Linked DNA regions of Homo sapiens: region 1 is linked to region 2. A link is a contact called in ENCODE Hi-C data. All regions are on one chromosome and are shown on one strand. The core of a region is the stretch at or near the end of the contact, and the rest is flanking DNA. Distances in the headings are between cores, read along the strand shown.

What was found. Hi-C counts contacts between places; a loop is a spot of excess contacts on that map. Pooled maps may share reads with other maps.
Region 1: a map with no recorded cell type shows a loop between it and region 2 (8-fold over the local background). The contact joins two enhancer-like sites. A Hi-C loop is called at or near these places in 1 of 168 maps with a recorded cell type or tissue (naive thymus-derived CD4-positive, alpha-beta T cell), 2 of 37 single-sample maps with no recorded cell type and 7 of 50 pooled maps.

Annotation. Positions count from the first base shown.
Region 1 is chr5:157,595,316-157,598,187 of GRCh38, reverse strand. No RefSeq gene overlaps it. Among named protein-coding and RNA genes, the nearest start is that of ADAM19, 21 kb to the right of the region's middle. Within about 2 kb of position 1,572, at least 5 of the 41 ENCODE cell types and tissues checked have a DNase peak (open chromatin) inside an H3K27ac peak, as active enhancers do.
Region 2 is chr5:159,411,045-159,414,079 of GRCh38, reverse strand. No RefSeq gene overlaps it. Among named protein-coding and RNA genes, the nearest start is that of LINC01845, 54 kb to the left of the region's middle. Within about 2 kb of position 1,684, at least 2 of the 41 ENCODE cell types and tissues checked have a DNase peak (open chromatin) inside an H3K27ac peak, as active enhancers do.

The DNA of each region.
Region 1 (2,872 bases), core at 323-2,822, 1.8 Mb after region 2:
AGAAGGTGGCAAAAGGGGACTTCTGGAGTGCAGGGCATGTTCTCTTTTCTTTTTCGATAATGTGGGTGTGTTCAGGCCGTGAAAATAGTTGAACTGTTTACTGTGATATGTACATCCTTTTTTTTTTTTTTGAGACGGAGTCTTGCTCTGTCACCCAGGCCGGAGGGCAGTGACACGATCTCGGCTCACTGCAACCTCCGCCTCCTGGGTTCAAGTAATTTTCCTGTCTCAGCCTCCTGAGTAGCTGGGATTACAGGTATGCACCACCACATCCGGCTAATTTTTGTATTTTTAGTACAGATGGGGTTTCGGCATGTTGGCCAGGCTGGTCTCTAACTCCTGACCTCAGGTGATCCGCCTGCCTCGGCCTCCCAAAATGCTGGGATTACAGGCGTGAGCCACCGTACCCGGTCTATGTGCACTCTTTTAGTATGTTTGTGGCACTTCAATTAGAGTTAAAAAAATAAATAACGCTTCAATGAACATCCTGATAGCTATGTTTTTGCAGAAATTCCTGTTATTTTCTTTTGACTGAATTTCTAGAAGTGGAATTGCTGAATAACATGGTTCAAACATTTGTATAGCTTTCAATGTCTCTTATCAACTCTCCAGGGGCTGCTTTTATCTCCTTGTACTTAGCACTTGACACCGTCTAACAGATGTTTGTTGAATGGGTGAATGAATGAAGGCCTTCTTTCAGGTCCTGGAATGAATAGAGGCCTTTCAAGCCTGAGAATGGTGGCTGTCTCTGCCACCTGAAACTTTCTTCCCTCTGTTCTTCATACCAACCACAAACTCTCAGCTCAAAAAACAACTCAAGAGAGCCTTACCCCACCATGCTGTCTAAAGTAGTCCTCCTTTCTCATTCTCTCTTTTAGCATCAATTGTTTACAAATATCAATGTGTAATTATTATATTTTATGTATATGTGTATTTGCTCACTTGCTTACTGTCATCTTTCCCACTAGATGCTAAGTACCGTGAAGATAGGAATGACATGTGTCTTTGTCCACTCTTATAATCCCAGCAGCTAGCACAGTGCCTAGAATGGAGGAGGCCTTTGCATGATTGAGATATTTTCAGTCACAAGTGACAGACCTCTAACTCAGACTAGCTTGAGCAAAAAAGAAAATTATTGGCTCATGTAGTTGAAAAGTTGAGGCGGCTGACTTCAGGCATGGCTAAATCCACAGGTTCAAATAATAATACTAGGACCTTGTCTCTCTCTTTCTCCATACCTCTTACCACTGTTTGACTTCATTTTTTAGACAGGTTCTTTCCTGACATGGCAGCAAGAAGACAACTCATAGCTCCAAACTTATATTGCTTACCATCTCAGACGAGAAGAAAGCAAATTTTTGATAGAGCTGTCAAGAGTCTTGGGGAAGATGCCCATTGGTCCAGCTTAGGGCCATATACCCATCACTGAGCCAAGCACAGTGGGTTTAATGATGCAGTTCTACACCCAGGCGTTGTGTTCTTGACTATTCCTGAGCAGTGGTTGGGGAGGAGAGGAAGATCCACCCACTCAGACCACAAGAGCAGATGTGAGCAAGGGCTGACTTATTTGCCTAATTCTCACTTCAACTTACCACTCAACCAGCTGCAGGAACTCGACTTTCTGAGTGTGTGCAGCCATTAACCTAAAACTAGGCAGTCGAGACCTACAGGTCTTCGAGCTGTTCTCTGGCTAAGTGGAGCCAGCTGAAATTAAGTGCTTTATTGATTGCCATTTTAAACAATAATTTCAACTTTCATTTTAGATTCAGGGGTACATGTGCAGGTTTGTTACATGGGTATATTGCATGATGCTGAGGTTTGGGATGTGAATGATCCCATTACCCGGGTAGTAAGCATGGTATCCAATAGCTTTTTTTTCAACCCTTGCCCCACCGCTTCCCCCTCTAGTAGTCCCCGTTGTCTATTGTTTCCATATTTATGTCCATATGCACTCAATGTTTAGCTCCCACTTATTTATGAGAACATGCAGTATTTGGTTTTCTGTTCCTGTGTTAATTTGCTTAGGATAATGGCCTCCAGCTGCATCCATGTTGCTGCAAAGAACATTATTTCATTCTTTTTTATAGCTGCATAGTATTTCATGGTGTATATGGACCACATTATCTTTATCCAATTTACCACTGGTGGGCACCTAGGTTAGTTGATTCCATGTCTTTGCTATTGTGAATAGCACCGCAATGAACATGTGAGTGTATGTGTCTTTTTGGTAGAATGATTTATTTTCTTTTGGATATATACCCAGTAATGGAATTGCTGGGTTGATGGTAGTTCTATTTAAGTCCTTTGAGAAATCTCCAAACTGCTTTCCACGGTGGCTGAGCTAATTTACATTCCCACCAGCAATGTATAAGCATTCCGTTTTCTCCACAGCCTTGCCAGCATCTGTTGTTTTCTGACTTTTTAATAATAGCCATTCTGACTAGAGTGTGGTATCTCATCGTAGTTTTGATTTGCATTTCTCTGATGATTAGGGATGTTGAGCTGATTGCCATTTTCAATTGGGTAGTATATTGCTGGGTTTTTCCTGAATGCTTTTGCCTCTGCAGTTTATTTAGGGGTTTAGGTGGAGATCTGTCCTTTGTAACAAACATAGGGGTGGAGTTCATATATAAGATTTTTTCCTTTCACAATCCTTATTCTAAATGGGTCTGTTTATACAAGTTTCTTGATCTGTTTAAAGATCACACCCCCACTCTTCCCGTTTTATCCACATCCTTCTCCTGCTTCAACCAGATCAACCCAAAGTTGACTGAGCTAAGTGAAAAACAGGAATTTTCATATTGGTATGCAGGGGTATATCAGATACATAAACTTGCTGGCAGCCTTAGTATTCACAGCCTTGCAGACTCAC
Region 2 (3,035 bases), core at 435-2,934:
TTTCCATATTAGTACAGAGAGTGCCTTCATTCTCATTTACAACTGCATATGATTCCGTTACAACGATGCACCATACTTATTTAATCACTCCCTGTTAATGAATATGTGAACTATTTCTGGTCTTTTTATTACAAGCAATACTGCAATGAATAACCTTGAACACATGCAGTTTTGAACATGTGTAAACATATACTTATCTATAGATAAATTATAAGAAATGGGATTTCTTTTATAATTTTGTGCATTTGCCATTTGCTTTTTTTTTTTTTTTTTTGAGGCAGTTTCTCACTCTGTTGCCGAGGCTGGAGTGCAGTGGATCAATCATAGGTCATTGCAGGCTCAAACTCCTGGATTCAATCAATCCTCCCACCTCAGCCTCCCAAAAGTACCAGGACTATAGGCATGAGCCACCACACCTAGATTTGTGCATTTGCATTTTTGTTATATGTTGTCAAATTGCCCTCTACAGAGATTATACCAGTTTACTCACCACAATCAAAGTTTAAGTGCGTCTTTCCCTCAGCCGCTTCTATACACTGTTATCAAATCTTGGGTATGGACCGATTTGGCAGATTTTTGAAATGCTATCTCAATGTGAAGGGGGTTTTTTTAGTGAATTTTTTTTTTTTTTTTTTTTTTTAGAGACGGAGTCTCACTGTGTTACCCAGGCTGGCCTCTAACTCCTGGGTTCAAGCCGCCCTCCCACCTCAGCCTCCTAAGTAGCTAGGGCTACAGGAATGCACCACTGCACCCAGCTTCAATGTGGTTTGAATTTTTATTACTCTTTTTTTAATGAATCTTTTCTGATGGTTAATAGCCATTTGTATTTTTTTCTCCGTAAATTAATACTTTAAGCTCTTTCTCATATACGTAAATTTTTAAAACATGCATACTGATTGTTTATAGCCATGAACATGCATAATGAAGGGTGGGAGAGAAACTCTAACCTCAATTGAGAGGCTGCTGCTGGCAAGGATGGCAGGCGGGTGGGACAGGGCAGACAGCAGAGACACAAAGGGATTATCGATGAGGGGGTAACATTTTATTTCTTTAAAAAAAAAGCACATGAAGCAAGAAAGAAAATTGAAAAAAAAAAAAAGGAAGCAAGGGAGGGAAAGAGAAGACAAGCTTTAAAATCAGTAAAGCTGGGCTTGAATCTCAGCCACAACACATGCTCTGTGGCCTTTCAAAGCTCTCATAACCTCTCTCATTCTCAATTTCCGCATCTCTAGGATGTAGAGAATTTAATGACTAAAGATAATCCATGTAAAACCATGATTAGCACATCATTGTTGCTAAACAGTCATATTACATTGTTAATTTGATTATTATTCAAATGTATATGATGCCTCAAGCCAAGAGAAAGGGTCTGGTGGCTTTTCCTGGCTCAACTACCTTTTTCCTGTTAGGTTTCCCCAGGGGGTAGCCTCTTGTTGGTGACATCATGCCAGCGGTTTCACCCTCTCTTGACTATTTTCCAAATGTCCTCCCCAGAGCTGCCCCTGTTGGTGTAACTGGCGTGACTGAGAGAAGCAAGGATGTGCTTGGGGTAGGGCTGGGAGGGGGAGTTTCCTCTGTGTCGCAACCACTGTTTCCAAAAGCTGTGACCTCTGTTAGCTGTGAGATTTTGTCTTCCTGTTGTGGCAACATCTGTAGAACCACATCCATGGTTTACCTGCAGCCTAAAACGCCCTGGCCTCGGAGGAAGCTAACACCTCTTTCTCCTTAGTTTGCATTACCTCAACAAGCAGTAGGCTGCCCCACCACACCCACCACACCCCAAAGCTTCTTGATGCCTTGTTTTTCCAAAGCCTCAGAGACACAGAAAAGTTATTCCTTTGCTGTAAACTCCTTTTATCAGAACAGAAATGATTAGAGCAATGAATTTGGTACACACCTTTTTCCCATCTTTGAATTATTTTCTGAGTTGAAATGGTTTCTATTCTTTTTCATTATTTTGATCCTAAAACATCAGAACACTAGAAAGGAGAGAAGAGACAAAGGAAGAAAAAGAAAAAAAGAGGATTGCCGAGGCAGAAAGAAGAAAAAAAATAGGGTTGAAACAGATGGTGTCCTGCCAGAGTCACCTCTTAGGCCCTGGAGACAAGCTCCAGAAATAATCTAAAGGCCTACGTTGGACACCAGGTCCTTCCTTAGTGGCTGAACCTTTGCTCTCAGAGACCAAATAGCTCTTGTATAGCTAATGCCCAGCTATAAGTGAGAGAATGCTGGGTGAGCTTAAAGGAACACCCCTTCTAATAACATCTGGAAGCTTCACCAAACCAGCAAAGACAATGTCCTTCAATTATAATTGCAGCGATGAACCAATAACCCATCAACCAAATCATGAACATCATGGAGAAAGGAATTACTGTTTTTCACAGAGGTGAAGATCGCTTTATCTTTGGCAGAACTGATCTGAAGGGAAATTGTAAGAGACATGAAATTTAACTTTCCTGGCATTTGTGAATATTTCTTCTTTTAATAACCTGGATTCCATGAAACCAGGAACCTCTTTCTGTAGCATCCCTTGCAGGCCTGCCATCACATTTACTGCCAGTGCCTCACCTCTCTTGCCTTCATCCAAATTTCCCTTTCATTGGCCTAGTTTTCTGGAGCTCTTTGCTGGGAGACAGACAACTGCCTGTTCTGAGAAACCATTCCATTCTAAAGTGATAATGGATGCTGCAATAGGTAGAATAATAACCCCTCCAAATATATCCATGACCTAATCCCCAGAATCTTTGAATATGTTACGACATAGCAAAGGGGACTGTGCAAATGAGATTAAGGTTAAGTACTCTGAGATTATCCCGCATTACCCAGGACAGCCTAATCCAACCACGAGTCCTTAAAAACGGGGTCAGTTTCCTTAAAAATGAGTCAGAGAGGTGAGAGGAAAGAAGAGTTTCTGACTTTGAAGATGGCAGAATTGGGCGTGAGTCAAGGAATTCGGGTGGCCTCTAGAAGCTGGGAATGTCCCTCAGTGATAGCCAGCAAGGAAACAACATCTCAGTCCTACAACCAGAGGAAAT